Linked DNA regions of Mus musculus: region 1 is linked to region 2. A link is a loop called in an ENCODE intact Hi-C map of the cell type or tissue named here. Cell type or tissue: gastrocnemius. All regions are shown on one strand. Each heading gives the region's core, and the rest is flanking DNA. Links, peaks and the distances in the headings are about the cores only.

Region 1 (8,323 bases), core at 148-8,147, 81 kb after region 2:
TGGAAAGATGGGTCTGGCCTTGGGAACTCCAGCAAGAGACAGTTCCTCAGGACACTGGGATCCTTGCTGCCTGTTTGCATCCCACTGCAGAAGTGGAGATGCAGGGTCCTTTAGACAGGGTTCCTAGGTTGTGCCCTTGCTTCTGAGAATGGTAGTGACAGACTTCCATGATGGGGAGGGCGTGGCCTGGGTGGCCTGGCCATGCCCTCACAGCAAACACACTAACACTGCCAGAGCCATGGACTCATCAAGCATCTTTTGCCCCTTTGTCCCTGTCCCTCATCTGGGAGTTCTTTTAGTTTAATAGACACTGTATAGTCCAGTAGGTTTACTTTTGAGAAATTCAGGGTTTCTCTTTTTATCTTCTTTGGCTAGGCTTGGGTATAGGAAAAGATTGACCCACCAAAGCATATGATTGGTAGAAATGTTGCACCTTACTCAGCCTCTCTTGTATTTGTTTATCTCAGCAGGAATAGTTAGAGACCCTGGAACCCAATGATGACTCCTGCAGCCTGTTGTCCTCTGGTCTTCTCTATTCTGATCTCGCTCTCAGTGTGTCTGTCATTACCCAGGGTTCATACTTTAGCCAGTCCCTGTGCTTTGTGAAAGGCCACAGTCCTGCCCCTTGCTTTGTATTCATTTCTCTTCCATTCTGTGTTAGTGTGCATTCTTTGAGTTTAGCTTCCTGCCACCTAGAGGTGCTCCTGCTGACCACTGCCCATGGCTTTGACCGAGGCTTTTGTTGGGAGCTCGGACTTGTAGGGAAAAGAGAGGCCTTGAAGGTGTTCAGTCTAGTTCCCAAGTAAGGACAGTCTTATGGAACACACCAGAACGGTGTGGGCCCCTTGAGTTAGGGCTACATGGAAAGGGAAAACTCGCAGGCAGACCCCTGAGTTCCTTCCTTCCCTTTCTGCATGGCGGACAACATTACGCTATCTCCTGTGCCATTTAGAGGAAGAGAAGGTTCACTTGAGTGTATTAGACTAGTCCTAGCGATCTGCTCCATTTTAGAAAATGTCAGAGCCAGATATAGGGTTGCTCTGCAGTGTGTTCTTACCCTGCCTTTTAGTTAAATTCTTTAATTGCACATGAGGATGTAACGATGGTCTCCTGCTAGGTCTTTGCAACTGATAGACACTGTGACATATTTCTCTTAATAGGGACAGAATATGGTCACTGTCACCTTTAAAACTGCATTAATCTTCCACCAATTCATTTTTGTTCCTTTTGTACCAGTCCAGACTTAACATTTCCAACCATAGATAACTAATGTTACATAAACCTACCCAGTGTAGTGCACACCTGCAGTAGTGCTAGGAAGGGGGTTTGGTTCTAGCAAAAGGTATGCTTTGGCGCCCAATCCCTGTTGAGCGGTGTACAAGTCACAGCCTGAGCCTTTAGTGTCAGGGTCTTCCCCTGGTGTGGCTGTCCCAGGCAGTGGCTCATGGTGCCCTCTGCTGGCTGATACAGCAAGTGTAGCTGTGGCTCAGTTGCTCAGTACAGAATTCCAGGTTCTGTTGTGTCAGTCTCCATCAAGATAGGTCCTTCATTTCCTACACCAAGACATGCAGTGGAGGGGTTTGGCGCCTTGGGATTTGGGTTGTATGACAGGTTTTTACAGTGTATGTAAGCGGTAGTTCTCAGCTCTGTGGTACTGGTTTCATGGCTTGCATGATAGTTATCAAACTAGGTGATTGTTGACCTGATGGTCTTCTGACAGCAGGAGTCCTGTGGACATGCTTCAGTCTCCTGTCTCCAGGGAGGTCAGGCCAGTTGTGGCATGAGACACAACTGAAGACAAGAGAGAATAGGGCACCCACATAGCTGCTCAGTGGTGACATTTGTCTTCTTCTTTCTTCCTTAGGATTCTGTCCTTCAACAACCTCACGCGGCTGGATGAGGAGAGTCTAGCGGAGTTGAGCAGCCTCAGTATCCTGCGCCTCAGTCACAACGCCATCAGTCACATTGCTGAAGGCGCCTTCAAGGGACTCAAGAGTCTGCGGGTCTTGTAAGAATTGTGCTTTTGAGGGTGACAGCATGAAGGGGGTCCCCAGATGGGAGAGCACACAGCAAAGCACTTGCTTTGTTGAGATTCCCTCTTGCTGGCTTGTAGTCAGAATTGGGCTGTAAGCTGGTCTGCAACAGGAACAAGGACTAGAACCAAAAATAACTGCTGAACAGTTAAATCCTTCCTTTACTGAGCAGAAAAATCCTTCCTTTCCCACAGTGGTGCCTATTGCAGGATGAGGACTCTTGAAAAATCACTGTTATCAATAGTTCTCAGTACACTTGGCCGGATGGGATGGGTGGGTCTGGAAAAGCATTTCTACATAGGGTATCTGCAGCAACATTCACACAGTCCTGCATGTCTCTGCTCCATTCTTTTGGTTGTGACCTCTCATTTATTTCTCTTTTAGAGAGGGTATGGTAGTGGTTTTGTTCATTTGCTTTTAAAGACTGGGTTCTCTGGCTCAGGTTAGCCTCAAGCTCATATATTGAGGCTGGCCTTGAACTTGTGGCCATCCTCTTGCATCAAGGGCTAGGATTACAGGTATGTGAGCCTCCAGGCCTGGATGTACGTTTTGAGAATTTTTTCCTAAGGTTTCTATGGATCAAACCCAAAGCTTTATGTGTAATAGGCAAATTCTCTTCTACTGAGCCACACCCCCAGTCCTGTCTTCCGTTCTTAAATCCTATGTATTGTTTTCTGTAACTCAGTACCATGGCTACTTTTCTGCTCTTTCTTTGAAGCTCTTTAGTGGACCTGGTATCCAAGATAGAAGTGAGGGTCCTGTGTCCTTGTCCTCATTCAGGAGTGGTGTAAGAAAGAGAAAGTGAGAATACCATGTCCTTTGAAGGGTCAGATGGGTGAGGCTGCTAGAAGCTGCTGAGGGTGCTTTTCTGGGACTTTTCATAGAACTTTTTTCACTTGTAAACGCTAGGCTGTCTCCTAGCAGCCTTCAGTCTAAAACCCCCCAGAAGGGCACACAGTCTTCCACAGATAGTGGTAGCAGTTCCACAGCTTTCTTCTGCAGCCTGGTCTGCTGGGGGAGCAAGCCTGTCGTTGTGCCTGGAGGGAGGCCTCTGCACTTGCACCAGGCAGAGTGGGCTTCAGGTTTGAGTCAGGGATGGGGAGCTAGTGCCAAGCAAGCTATCCGAGCCCAGGTCAGTCTGTGAGCCCTTCCGAGGCCCGGACAGAAAGGCCAGAAACATTCAAGCTGAGCAGGCCAGAAAGAGAGGACTAATTTGGCAGGCAAGGCCCAGAGCAGGAAGACAGGCACACAGAACCGCAGTCTCTGCTGTACTCAGTCTAAAGATGACAGGGTGGGACTCGTTGAGAGCAGAGGTCCCTTCCAGCAGCACATTCTCTTTTAGCTTCATGCTGGAAAGTGAAGGTCAGAGCAAGCATTGTGTACTTTCGTCCCAGCTCCACTCCCAGCTGGCAATGACTTTCCAGCGTCTTCCCAGAGCCAAGAGCTGCATCCCTTTCTGTCCTTGGCCATATCTGCAGGGACTCGTGCAGGGGATGTGCAGGGACCAGGGCTCTGTGAAAAATTGGAAAGAGTGAATGTGAGAGTAGGGGTCTGGCTGCCAGGTGCGTGTGGCTGGGCAGCGTGACCTGCCCTTGGAAGCTCAGGGAGGAAGCTGAAGCACTGACCATATCCAGACAGCCTGGGGCCGAGTAGTTGGCCTCCTTTTTCCTGTCCTGGCAAGTGGGTCACAAGATTGACTCAGCACCCAGATGTGTGCTCTGGCTCAGTATCCAGTGCTACATAAGCCTCACGAGGAGCAGGGTGCAGGCCCTAGGCTTCCAGGCCGGCCTGGAGGAACATCAGGGCCCAGCTCCTTCGCCGCCACCTCTTCCTTCCACGTGCCTTCCAGTGTCCTGGTTGAACCCGAGAGAGGACTGTGGCTAAGAGTAGACAGAAATGGTTAGGAATCTTTTGGGTTAGAGGTCTGCTTCAGAGAGGTGTGTGCAAGCCTGGCTTCTTCTTGTGCTGTCTCTACTATTTCCCTCCCTGAGGCCAGCCAGATTGGTTGGTGGGCGGGCTGGCTTTGTTGGAAGCAGCAGAAGCAAGGTCATGCTGATAGTACACAAAAAAGAACAACAGGACGTTCTCAGGGCCATACTTCTCCTGGCAATGCATGCTGCTGGGCCCCCTGGGGTGCACCTGGATGCTTTGCGGCTCCTAGTGAAAGCCTGGGTGTGGGGCTGGTCTCCCTTCATGGTGGAGAACAAAGGCAGAGCTTAAGATAGTGGGTGAACTTGCCTTCTGTTTCCTTCTTAGGGACCTGGACCATAACGAGATCTCGGGTACAATCGAGGATACCAGTGGTGCCTTTACGGGGCTTGACAACCTCAGCAAGCTGTGAGTATTTCAGACTGGGAGTGTGCGGTTCCGCAAGCTCTGGGATGCAGGGGTGCCACTCATGCAGCTCCCCTGAGTCTCCTGTGTCCTGGGACCACAGAGGACAGCAGCAGGCCTTCTGCTGTGTGCAGAGAAGAGGCTGAGGGCTACAGTGAGGAATCCGCAGTGGCTCACAGGCCACTCTCACAGTCTTCATACTGTCAGTGTGTGGTGGTCCTTAGGGCTGCTGGGCTTGGTCCTGTTTACAGCCCATCTGAAAGCACCTATATGTTCTGTCCTCTGCACAGAGGGGTGTTGCTGCCTTCTTTAGTTTCTAGAGATGTGTGAAGTACCTTTCAGTAGTATTGAGGCTCTTGTCAGTCTTTTTGTTGCTAATTATAATCACAAGTAGAAGCAGCCATCACCAAGAGCACTAGTCATAGCTACTTTGAATTCAGTTTGGAGAGTCTTTGTCCTGCCCTCCTAGAATTCGTCCACTGCTGTAGTAGGTACATGTCTGTGTGCAGGCTCCATTATGCAGCCTTTAGAGCTCCAGAGACAAGTGAAGGGAACTAGCCCAGGACCTGGCAGGTGGCAGGTTCGGATTTGTACCCCTGGATATGGTATACTTGTTCTCTTGCCCAAGTTGCAGAATGCTCTGCAGTTCTGCTGCTGGGGGCCTGTCCATGCCAGCTTGTGAGGGAGGGGGCATTTCTGGACCTCACAGAAGAACTTCAAGAGAACCTCGAGCGACCTGTGTAGAAGCAGCCCCCGCCCGACCCCTGTCCACCTCTGACATTGATCAGGAGGGGAAGAGGGTGTTCTGTGTAGGGCACACGTAAAGGGGGATAGGTAGAGTACACAGAAGTGGGACCCTGGCTTCCTGTCAGGATGGGCACTCCACATTGTGAGGAAGGCTTGTCCATGCCATGGCTCCTTCCAAGGCCGTGAATACAAAGCCGACCATGACACGTTCCGCACTCTGTACACCCATGGTGCCTTTGTGCTTGCTTTAGCAAGCACTGAAATGGCTTTTGGGAGCCTACGCTGGGCTGGCCAGATGTGTAAGAGGTGACATCTGAGATCACTGCCTGTCTGAGTCCTTAGCAGGGAGGTCAGGCTAGCCACCTCTTCCCTGGAGCACCCTTCCAGTCCAGGGAGGCACCGATGTGTGCTGAGAGGAGGTCAGGGCCTGTTTGAGCCTATCAGTGGTATGATTGGCACTGTGTAATTGAGAATTTGAGAATTTGTTTTATTGCTGTTGTCACCATTAGAAGTAACAGCCTGCCCTCACTGTAAGAGGTCAACGTGACTAATATTTAATGGATGAAACAAGGCACAGCTTTTCCTAGATCTGGTTTACAGGAGATTTCACTAAACAGCTCAGCTTGTTTTTACTAGGCCCCGGAGCACATGGTACCCTGCTTGTGGGATCTGAGTAAGTGCAGGAGCTGGCAGACTCGCAGGCACTGGGGTTCAGTGCCCCGTGAGCTGTTATTTGCTGCTAGTTTTGTGGCTAAGGAGCCAAAGTGAACATGGCCACTGGGCTTCTGGCATTTGGTTTATTTTAGAATTCCAGATTGCGAGTTGTGGAAGTCTTTTCAGGATGAGATTGTTTTCTTGTCCACCCAGATTGCCTGTGAGAGAGAGGGGAGATAGAAGGGCCATTGGCTGTTTGCCCTAAGTCAGGAAACAGTAGGTTTTGTCTAAGGCTGAACTGACCACAGGGGCCCCTGGGGCCAGAATCTGTAATGAAACAGGACTTAGGAGGCCTCATGGTGTGCTCTGGCAGGGCCCTTGGGGGCAGGTGGATCCGCCACCTCTGTCTGTGTTCTTTGCATTGTAGGAGGCTGTTCTGGGATGCGGGGCCGTGCTCCTGCAGGCCAGCCTGTTTCTGCCCCGTGTCCCTTCAGAGCCTTGACAGTTAGTCTGAAGCTCAGGCCACATGGTGGGTGATGGCGAGGCCATGGTCACAGGCAGGCTAGTATTTGTCTTCCCTTGAGGGAATCAGTCTGACATAGGTGGAAGATAGCCTCTAGTCCAGATCTTAGCCCTGCTTCTCCTCTCTTTGGGAAGAGGTGAGCCAGGCTAGCTCTGTTCAGAAGCTTCCTCTGTCCACTGCTGCCTGGACTTGCTGGTTCTGATTTCCCAGGCCTCCAGCCTATGTATGTAACATGCCTGATAGAAAATGCTGGAAGACATTACCCTCGAGGGGCAGAGCTCATTAGGCATCACTGTCGTGCCCTGAGCAGACACATGCTTGTGTTGAGTTAGCGCATACCTTTGATGCACCTCAAAAGCAAAGGAAGGAGCTTTGCCTTCCAGCTACCTGGGCCACAGTGCAGAGCCTCTTCTGCAGACCCTGAGAGGAGGGTAAATATCATCAGGGCAGCTACATCCTGGCCACTATAGTGCATGGCAGACGCAAAGAGCTACGGGGCTATCTTGATGGATGCCCTCTTCCTGTTCTCTGCTGGTTAGTTGGGACCCTTTATGCCCACAGTGCAGTGCACAGAAGTGGATGGCAGGTTTTAGTCCCAGTTTCTATTGCCTTCTGACCCTGCTGCTTCTCACTGAAACAGTAACCAGCCTAGTTTTCTCTGCAAGGGCACTACCTTAACAAACTCCCCACCCCCTTGGGTGGTCCCAGGAAAGACAGCATGGCCTGGCCATGGCGATTTCCGCTTGACACTACAAGGGCTCTCTTGAGACTGGGTGGAACATGCAATTTCAGCCTGTCATCACCGTGAAATGTAATAGAGCTAGAGACATTTCATTTCAGGGTGGGGATGGCCTGTGCACCCCAGCCCTGTAATCCCCTTACAGGTCTGCAGTGCACCTGCCTCTTGCAGACGGGTGTCAGGCAGCACTGCCCTGATTGTGTGCTTTCTTTCTCGATTGCTTCTCGGTCCCTTTCTACCTACCTACCCTGGGCCTGGATGTTTGGAAACTACAGGACTCTGTTTGGAAACAAGATCAAATCTGTGGCTAAGAGAGCCTTCTCGGGCCTGGAAAGCCTGGAACACCTGTAAGTACCCTGCCAGACCCTGCCTGGCCCTGCCTGCCAAGCGTGGCTGCCGGGGGAGTAACCACTTCTTTGTAAACCAAGAAACAGGCTGTTTGGAAACACCATCTGCTTCCTTCTCATTATAAGTCAGCTTCAACTCTGGCCTTTCTTTTGCCTCTGCCAGGAACACTCACAGAGCATATAGTCTGCTGCTGTGCTCCCAATTAATGTGATTGGTATTTGAACAAACACCTTCCTCCCACCTGTTGGGCTATATTACCATGCATCAGACTCCTTAAAGGGTCCCTAAGCTCTCGCCACTTTCATAAGGATACTTTATTCTAGCAAAGCCAGGCAATACCCCTCCCCCTTTAACAGCTCCCTGTCCTAGTGCATGCTGGGAGCTTTTCTACTGGGGTGCTTGCCTATGGGACCTTGGAACTGATTGAGGAACGCTAGTCCTGAGATGTTCATACTGCAGTTGGGAGTGGATGCTTCTAGTTCCTGGCTCTTAGTTTTATCTTCGAATCAAAGTAAGCCTTTATTCTGGGTAAATTTTTCCCCAGTTTTCTACCTAACGTCAAGGCTGCTCTTAGGTTGGTTTGCTCCCAAGTCATTCTGTGTGCTTGCAACAACAGGAGAACCGAGAGCCTCTCCCAGTGGATCTGGCACACGGGGTATGGCTAGCACCTGTGGGTCATCTGTGAACCAGGGCTGGCCTGAAAAACCCCCAAGTGTCCTCACTTGGCCACACATTTGACAACTGCCCATAGCTCCTAAGCACAAAGTACTGTGTTCTGTTTCAGGAACCTTGGAGAGAATGCAATCAGGTCTGTCCAGTTTGATGCCTTTGCAAAGATGAAGAACCTTAAAGAGCTGTGAGTACCTGGGAACCCATGGCCTCACTGGCATGAGTGGAGACTTGTAATTGCATTGTGCTCATTTTCTGTAATAGCTGTGATTGTTT
Region 2 (8,323 bases), core at 149-8,148:
ACACATGCTGCTGGTGGAGACATGGCAGCTGCAGTTGGACACTAGCCAGCTTTCCCATAGCCAGAGATGGCACAGAAACAAACAAACAAATCCAAACAAACAAACAAATAAGCCCACTTCTTCTCACGTCTCAGAGGACAATGCTGGCACTGGGGGCAGGGAGACATCAACATTCCCTTTCATATCCCATCCCCAGACTCTTTAGCTCTCTCTCTTTCTCTCTTCCCCATCCATCTCCTTGACAAGATTATTGGAAAGAAGGAGTTAATGAGTACACAGTTGTCTTTTTTTTTTCTTGGCAGAGAAGTACAAGACAGGCTCAGAGCAGGCTGTCATCGCTCTTGAGATTTTAGGGATTTTACAGGTAATTATTAACCCTTTGTGGCATTCCTGAGGGAAAAAGCCTGGGGTTGAAAGAACCTACTAATATTTTTCTATCTCTATTAAAATCATGGACTTATGTTGCTTCAGAGTTTAAGTTTAGCAATACTTACCCAAGAAGCCTGAGATATATGTGGTCTTACACTGCCTATAACATACCTGATCAGAATGGTATGTTGTATGAGACTGTTTAGCACTTGTGCATATATGTGTACCCATGCACACATGTAAGGGGAGGCCAGAGGAGGACCTTGGTGTCTGTCCTACTCTACCACTCCCTGCCTTGTTCCCTTGCAGCAGGATCTCTCACTAAACTTGGAGCTAGGCTGACAGATACCAAGGCCTGGCCATCTCAATCTCCCCCCAGCTCTGGGGTTACAGGCTATGCCCAGCATCTTATAGGGGTGCTGGGAATTTGAACTCAGAACCTCATGCTTTGCAGCACGGGTTCTTAGCCACTGAGCTAGCTCCCCAGTTCAAACTAGATCATTTTTAAACCCCCTCACACACAGAGGGCATCATTCCCCTTTGCCATGTGGGAACACTGAAGTTCAAGAAAAGACATAACTGGACAAAGGTTTCTAGTAACAAGGCTGGAGCCAGGGCTTTTGATTTCTGCTCAGGGGACTTCATTATTATTATTATTATTATTATTATTATTATTATTAAATTGCAAAACTGGTGATGTATGCATGCCAGGCAAGGGCGGTGCCACTGAGCTATGCTGAAGACTCCAATGCTTTTTTAGTGCACCAAAAATAATGTAAGTTCTCTTTTGATACCAAGAAGCCATAATTCTGACTCTTGAAAGTTGGACTTTTCAAACAATCCCCATGATCAACCTGCTTTTCTGATTAAAAAAAAAAGTATGTGGAGGTTGGGGGTGGTGTATGCTCATGCCACAGCACACATGTCGAGGTCAGTGGACAACCTTGTGGAGTTGATTCTCCCCTTCTCCCTCTATATGGATTCTGGGGTTAGAGCTTAAGTCCTCAGGCTTGTGCCTCAAGTGCCTTTGCCCACAGAGTCAGCTTGCTGGCTCCTTTCCTATACTGTTTTGTGTGTGTGTGTGTGTGTGTGTGTGTGTGTGTGTGTGTGTGTGTGTGTTTCTCAGTGCAGTTTGCTAATTCTGGGCTTCTAGCACTGGGATTAGCATGATGTATTGCTGAGACTTTTGGATGCAAGAAACCTTGACTGATTCTTAGGGGTGTTGGTTCTGGGCATTGGTTTCTGCAAACTGTAAAATCTAGAAAGCTTCTATAGATGACTCAAGTACTCAGGAGGCAGGGGCAGGCGAATCAGGAGCTCAAGGCGATTCTTTGTTACCTATTAAGTTCTAGACTACCCTGGAGTGTATGAGACACTGTTAAAAAAATTAAAGCACTAGATTAAATAAATAAAAAAGATAAAGCACAGATTAAAAATGAGGACCAGCTCTTTGCTGGAAGGACCGTGACCTGTTCTAGCAGGTAGCTTTCCTTAAAAGTCCCCCTTGGTGTTCTCTTCCTGATCTTCGGTTGTAGCTACAGACGATTCTTTCCTAAGCTGGATTTCTGCTCTCCAGCCCACACTCTTGGTGCAATCGCATGCAGGTTGCTAGTATGTGGGCAGACTTCCATACATGGTGTGAGGAGCAGACATGACTTCATGCTTTGCTGTAGACGAGAAGAACTGCCAAGGCTCAGGCGCCCCATTCCCCCCAAGACTCACTCCCTCTGTTTGGAATCCTCTTCTCTGGTGGTGTGGTAACCAGACCACAGGGGATGCTGTACACCTGTGGGCAAATTACCTTGCAGATTCTCAAACCTTGTCCTCTAGGATGCCAGGAGTTCCCAAGTGCATCTCATAGTCCCACCCACAGCGTTTGAGAACCTTTTGGAACACTCTACTGTGGTGACCAGCCTGAAGGTCATCTCCAGCCAGGTTTCATGACTTGTGATGAACTGTGTGTACTATGCTGCTTGATGCAGGGGCAGGGTGGGGATGACCTGGCAAGTTTCTTTAAGGGAGAGCTGATCACAAGCATTCTGCATTAAATAATTCTTTTGTTTAAAGATTGTCTGTAATTCCAGTGCCAGGGGATATGATTATCACTTCTGACCTCTGTGGGCACCAGGCATGCATGTGTTGCCCAGACATATGTAGGCAAAACACACATACACATAAATTTAAAAAAAAATCATTACAAATTTAAAATAAAAATTTAAATTAGATTTGTGTGTGTGTGTGTGTGTGTGTGTGTGCGCGCGCGCGTGCGCGCGTGCGTGCTCATGTGTGGAGGCCAAGGATAGCCTGCAGGAATCTGCTCTCTCCTTCCACCTTGTGAGTTTCAACGATCAAATTGCTCTCTCATTCTACCATCCTACTGGTCTAAATTACTCTTTTGTCCCAGCCCTTGGGATGCCGAGGCAGGAGGATTGCTGCAAGTTTGGTGCTAGCCTCACTATATAGTGAGATGTTGTTTCAAAGAAAAAGAAGGTGGGGGGCAGAGAGATTTCTCAGTGGTTAAGTATTCCTCTTGTAGAGAATTCCGTTTCCAGCATCCATGTCAGGTGGTTTACAACTACCTGTGTTAAGCTACAGTGGCTGTTGGCTTCCTTGGATGTCCTGCACTCATGCCCATATACATACTCACAGACATACGTACATGCACACACATATGCAATTAAAAATAAAAGGAATCTTTAAAGTGTACTATTTTGTCTTGAAATTCGTAAGCACCATGATAGAGGACTCCAATTTGCAGCTCTTGTATATTCCATTCCCCAGCTTCCTATTTCTACCCAAGGGCATGAAAACAAGGAGACCTGTTTCTCCTTATCCAGTTGGAAGGTGTATGCTAATGTGGACTGCATGTGTAGCACATATGTTCCTGCTCATGCGTGCATGTGCACACAGATACTAGTTGGAGCTTTCCTGTTAAGATTTCTGAGGTATTACATTTGGCTTAATTTATGCACGTGTGGACACTGCTTCACCATCACTTCTGAGATATACAGAAAATGGGAGAGAAACCCAACAGCATTGCTCTATAGTGTAGGCAATCAGGAGAAAGGGAAGGCTGGTGTAAGGATGAAAAGAATGGCAAACAAAGCCGGGCATGCTGCACACACCTGTAATGCCAGTTGTTCCAGAAGACTGAAACAGGAGCATAATAAGGTTGAGGGAGTCTGGGCTACATGATGAGACTCAAACAATCAAAAAAGAAGGAAGAAAGAAGGCAAGGAAAGAAAGAGACAGAAAGCACAGACAGCTAGGCAACAATCACCTGACTACTAAATACAGGTCCAATTTTGGTTTAAAAAAAAAGCAAAACTTGAGGGACAGCCACGTTTAGCATCAAATCGTATTTCTTGAATATGTCAAACATGTAATGAAATCCCTTTAACTGTTCGGTGTTTTTCTTCCCGATGAACAGCGTTCCTACTCCCTTTCTATAAAGCCTAAGTTAGATTTAACCGTGCTGGAACAAATGTTTTCCAGAAGACTCCAGCGCCTTAGTTTCCCTGACCCTGTGTGCAGTTCGGACATCAGCAAGTCAAACCGCCCAGAGGCGGCAGATATGTATTACAGTGCTAATCTCTTCCCCCCGCCCCCCCGCCCCACTCCATTAAGTGTGTGTGTGTTCGCGCGCGTGTGCTCGCCTATGTCCAAGCACTGTTTCACATGGCGGCTATCAATCTATTCTGATCCGTGTTTGCCAAACTAACAGGTTCTCTCTCTCTCTCTCTCTCTCTCTCTCTCTCTCTCTCTCTCTCTCTCTCTCTCTCCTCTCTCCCTCCCCCCACCTCTCTCACTGTCTATAAAGAGCACGTCACGGATAATTTCTTGGAAATTGTATTTTAAAGGCACTGATTTTCAATAACAAAACACACCACCACAGCAACCCCCTTTATCCAAGTCCAGAGCACTTCCCGAACTATCCTTCAACTAACTAGGGGCGGGGAAGTGGGCGTGCCCTCAAGATTCAATTTCTGCAGCACACAGTCATTTCGGTAGTCAAGGACACATTTCTGGATTAAAGATATCAAGAAGAACGAGTGTGGAGCACAGATGGGAAAGGGGGCCCCACCTCTGAGGAAATAGCTGAGAAACTCATGAAAGCAAGTTTTAAATCTTTTTTTTTTTTCTTTTGCAAGGCACCTGAAAAAGGGTGCTCGTTTGCTGTAAATCCACCATGATGTTTTTAGTTTAGGAGAGCAGAATAAACCTTGGGTCCAGATAGCTCCCAAACCCGTGGATTACAAACTTTCTCTCTTCTCCTAGGCTCAATGGACCGAAGCTTAGGCCACTTTTCCAGATTCTGGTACTTGGTAGCCAAAACCCTACAAGTCTCCTTTAAGAGGAGGCAGCACGCCTCTCCTTTTCCCCGCCCCGTCCCCGCCTTTCACACCTTGGGTGGGAAAAGCGAGCGGAGGCGGGACCTCAGGGAGCGAGCGCTCTTATGGGTTAGGACGCCAAAAAGGCGCTCCAGGAGCCAATGAGCAACGGGCAGGGCGGGGCGTAATGCTGTAGCCCTGCAGCCAACGTGGGCCGATCTGCGCCCCGGGGCCCCATCGGAGGGGTGTGTGAGGGCGAGCAGCCGGGGCGGGGCCTGGGGCCGCGGGGCTGGACCGCGGAGCGGCTGGCCGCTGATTGTTCGCAGCGCTGAGGCACGGTGCGCTCCGGCCGCTCCGGGACGGGCAGGCGCGTGGGGTCCACGGCTATCATCAGCTCAGCGCCCTCAGTGAGATGCCCGCCCGCGCCACGCGCAGAGGCCGAGGCTAAGCGTTTTCAGTCCTCAGAGGCGGCGGCTCTCGGCGTGCGCCCGAGCTCTGAAGGCGACTCTCAGCGCGGCGGGAAGGACGAGCAGCGGCGGCCGGGCACTCACTGCGGGACTCCACAGAGTTCGCCGCGCGCGGGGCTCGGCCCGGATGGGCGCGGGGGTGGCGGTCCCCGCAGGGTGCTGCGAAGCGGCCCGGGCAGAGCGTGCCGGCTGAGCGCCGCGGCCCCGGAGCCGACTGGAGTCGGGCGTCCATGTCCCGGCGCGGAGCCTAGCTCCGAGCGCAGCCCGCGCCCGCGGCCGCCCGCACCTCGCAGCCCTCGCTCCCCGGCTTCGCGGCGCGTTCCAGACAAGATGGCGCGGCCCGGTCCGGGAGTGCTCGGAGCCCCGCGCCTTGCGCCTCGCCTTCTGCTCTGGCTGCTCTTGCTGCTACTGCAATGGCCGGAGTCAGCGGGCGCCCAGGCTGGCCCGCGGGCCCCCTGCGCGGCCGCCTGCACTTGCGCCGGGGACTCGCTGGACTGCAGTGGGCGCGGGCTGGCGACGCTGCCCCGGGACCTGCCCTCCTGGACGCGCAGCCTGTGAGTATCGCCTTTGCCTCTCGTCCGGGCGCTGTCACTAAGACGGGGCTGCTGGTGTGCTCAGCCGGAGAGGGTGCGGAGTGCGCTCTGTGGGCTGGGGAGACTTGTGGGTGGCCGAGTGGAGGTCACGCGTGGGAGCTCGGGAGAGAGGACTCTGCTTCTGGGGTTTGAAGGTGAGCGTGATTCTGGAGGAGCCTGCCTTGCGGCGAGCGTGTGTTGTGGAGAGGATGCAGGACATGAGTGATCCTGTAAGGGTGATCGAGTGTGCCTCGTGAAGTCTGGAAGTCAGCGAGTGTGGGCCGTGGAGGTGAGCCACCGGTTTGTGATTTGAAACTGAGTGAGAGTGCTGTGGAGCGCGAAATATGTGTGTGTGTAGAGTGGAGGTGAGCGAATTTGTGTGCATGTGAGACGGACGCAATGGCAGAGTGTAGGAGCCTGTGTTGGGATTGGGATCCATGGCTGTATCTTTTCTCCTGTGCTGTATGTAACCCAGCCCTTAGGTGTCTTGAGTTCCCTCAACTTACCTTCAGTTGGTAATGAATGACAGTGACTCACATCTCCAGGGTTCATGCTATTTATACTGTGTATTAGTGAGTATGTGTTGCAGTCTCCTGATCACCAGACAATCGTGGTGGCTTGACTTGGCATTGGCCAGGGCAAAAGGGACCCTGTCCTGAAGAAGCCAGGAGTTGAGAAGCTTTGAGACAGTTCTTGGAGATGTCTGAGTGTGGCTGTTAGCTCTTTTCCGCATGGCTGGCAAGTACAGGAACTGTGTTCCAGATCCCTTCCTGTCTGTTCCCTGGGGTCCCCTTGGGCTTGATCCACTGGGGCTGGGTCTGCTCCTACCCTCGAGTTTCTCCTCCATAAATGGCACAAGTTAGTTGTGGAGTAGTGCTACTATGGGAGAAGGTGACAGGGGGCCTGGCTAGCTCTGTCAGTTTAGGTGCACTTCTGTGCTGCTGGGATTGGGGTTCGTTGGGAACATTAGATTTCTGTAAACAAAGTGGAGTAGAATAGCATTGTTATTCTTAAAAAAAACAATACAAAACAAATAAAAAACCAAAAAAACCTAGACCTTTGAGTCGAATCTTGCTCAGCTATCAGTAATTAGCATCTCTAGAACTATTAGTACCTTCCAGAGAAAGGCCTAGCTTGAGTAGTCTGCGTCTCATTTGAGCTTTTGAATGTCTTTCCTAGGACACAGAAGTAGTACAGCAGTAGCTTCAGTCATGACATTTGCTGTTTTAAAAAGCGAAAATTGATGACACAGGCTTTAACTCACACCTGTGGCTTCATTGCAGAAAACTAGGGGCTGGGTATCTGACCGTCTTGAAGGAGAGAAGTTGATTCTTTTCTAACAAGAAGACTGTATTCTTAGAGTGAGGGGCTTGGGTCTTCACATTGGTCACTTGGGCAATCTGCTGTGGGAGTTCTGAAGCCAGCAAAGACCCTTCTGCTACTGTTGCTGCCTTGAGGATTTTTCTCTTCTTCAGTATCTGCTTCCTCTCTGGAATTCACTACTGAAAATGCCTGGTCTTAGAGTGGGGCTGAACAGTGGCTCTGTCAGTTACTGGGAGGTAGACACACTATTGCTCTCTGCTAAGATTTTTATCTATTAATAACTGAGGCAGTTTGGGGACATTTTGGGGTTTTTTTTGCATACTTAAGATGGAATATTATTATTATTATTAAATAATAGAACTATGTGGGTAGAGTCAGAGAATGTTCTCAAGTGTTCACTTGTTGGAAGACTTGCAAAGCCATGTGTCAGGGGTGTTCTGAGGAAGGCTCTCCGTTCCCAAGCCACACTTCCTGGAGAGGACAGAGTGCTCTTATTTGTACTTTCTTTTTGTCACAAGACCTACCTTGGCTTGCCCTTCCTTGGAGCAGAACTTGCTGGTCATTTTTAGGCTTTCAGTTGCCTACAAGTGACAATTCACACAGCATAAATACCTTTAAAATTGTAGTCTCTCTTACTCACACAATTTAGTGATCAGTAAATACCAGACTGAGTGTTCTGGGCTTCAGGAGATAGGCCTCTACTGAAGATGGTTTTAATGGATTAGTTTTAATATTCAAGCAGTTTGGTTTCTGGGTTAGTATGTGGCATGTGCGCGCACGCACGCACGCGCACACACACACACACACACACACACACACACACACACACACGGGCCTTTGAAGAATACTCACGAGTTTATTTTATTTCTGCTTAAAGTGAAATCAAGTGTGAATTGTCTCCTAACCTTCATGTTTCTCAACATATTTCCCCCCACTGGTATTGAGGGTTGCACCCAAGGGCTGCAGCACGCGAGGCTGGGCAAGCTCAGCTACTTCTGAACCGTATCTCCAATACCAGCACTTTCCTTTTAAACCATTGCTTTTACTTTTTGGCAGGATAGCAGTGGAGAAAGTCTCCGTATGTAATACAATAAAGTATCTTGTATTTTCACTGCATTTACACCTTTTAAGGTCATTGTGTCTAGAAAATGCTTTGAGCTAGTTTATAAGCCTATGAAGTAGATTTACTGCAGCCTGCTCAAACAGTTTCAGGCTGTGGGTTTGCGATAGCAGGAGACCTATGGCTTTATGGGACTCCTCC

What was found. Peaks named below come from ENCODE experiments on the same cell type or tissue, not always from the same donor. Only the 100,000 strongest peaks of a DNase experiment are listed, where the experiment ranks them.
Region 1: a loop joins it to region 2, with 5 times the contacts of the local background. A loop is called at or near these places in 15 of 42 quality-filtered maps.

The regions. Positions count from the first base shown.
Region 1 is chr6:94,616,300-94,624,622 of GRCm38, reverse strand. It overlaps Lrig1 (leucine-rich repeats and immunoglobulin-like domains 1), which reads left to right. Exons shown (of 19, transcript NM_008377.2): 8 at 1,865-2,008; 9 at 4,290-4,370; 10 at 7,306-7,377; 11 at 8,163-8,234. Among named protein-coding and RNA genes, the nearest start is that of Mir7041, 14 kb to the right of the region's middle. In gastrocnemius, for the core only: a CTCF peak has its summit at 1,461 (motif pointing left); DNase peaks (open chromatin) are centred at 1,452, 3,543 and 6,165; H3K27ac peaks cover 7,233 bases.
Region 2 is chr6:94,696,860-94,705,182 of GRCm38, reverse strand. It overlaps Lrig1 (leucine-rich repeats and immunoglobulin-like domains 1), which reads left to right and starts at 5,038. Exons shown (of 19, transcript NM_008377.2): 1 at 5,038-5,721. The coding sequence starts at 5,498. In gastrocnemius, for the core only: a CTCF peak has its summit at 3,912; DNase peaks (open chromatin) are centred at 4,334, 4,874, 5,521, 6,478 and 1 more place; H3K4me3 peaks cover 4,802 bases; H3K27ac peaks cover 4,693 bases.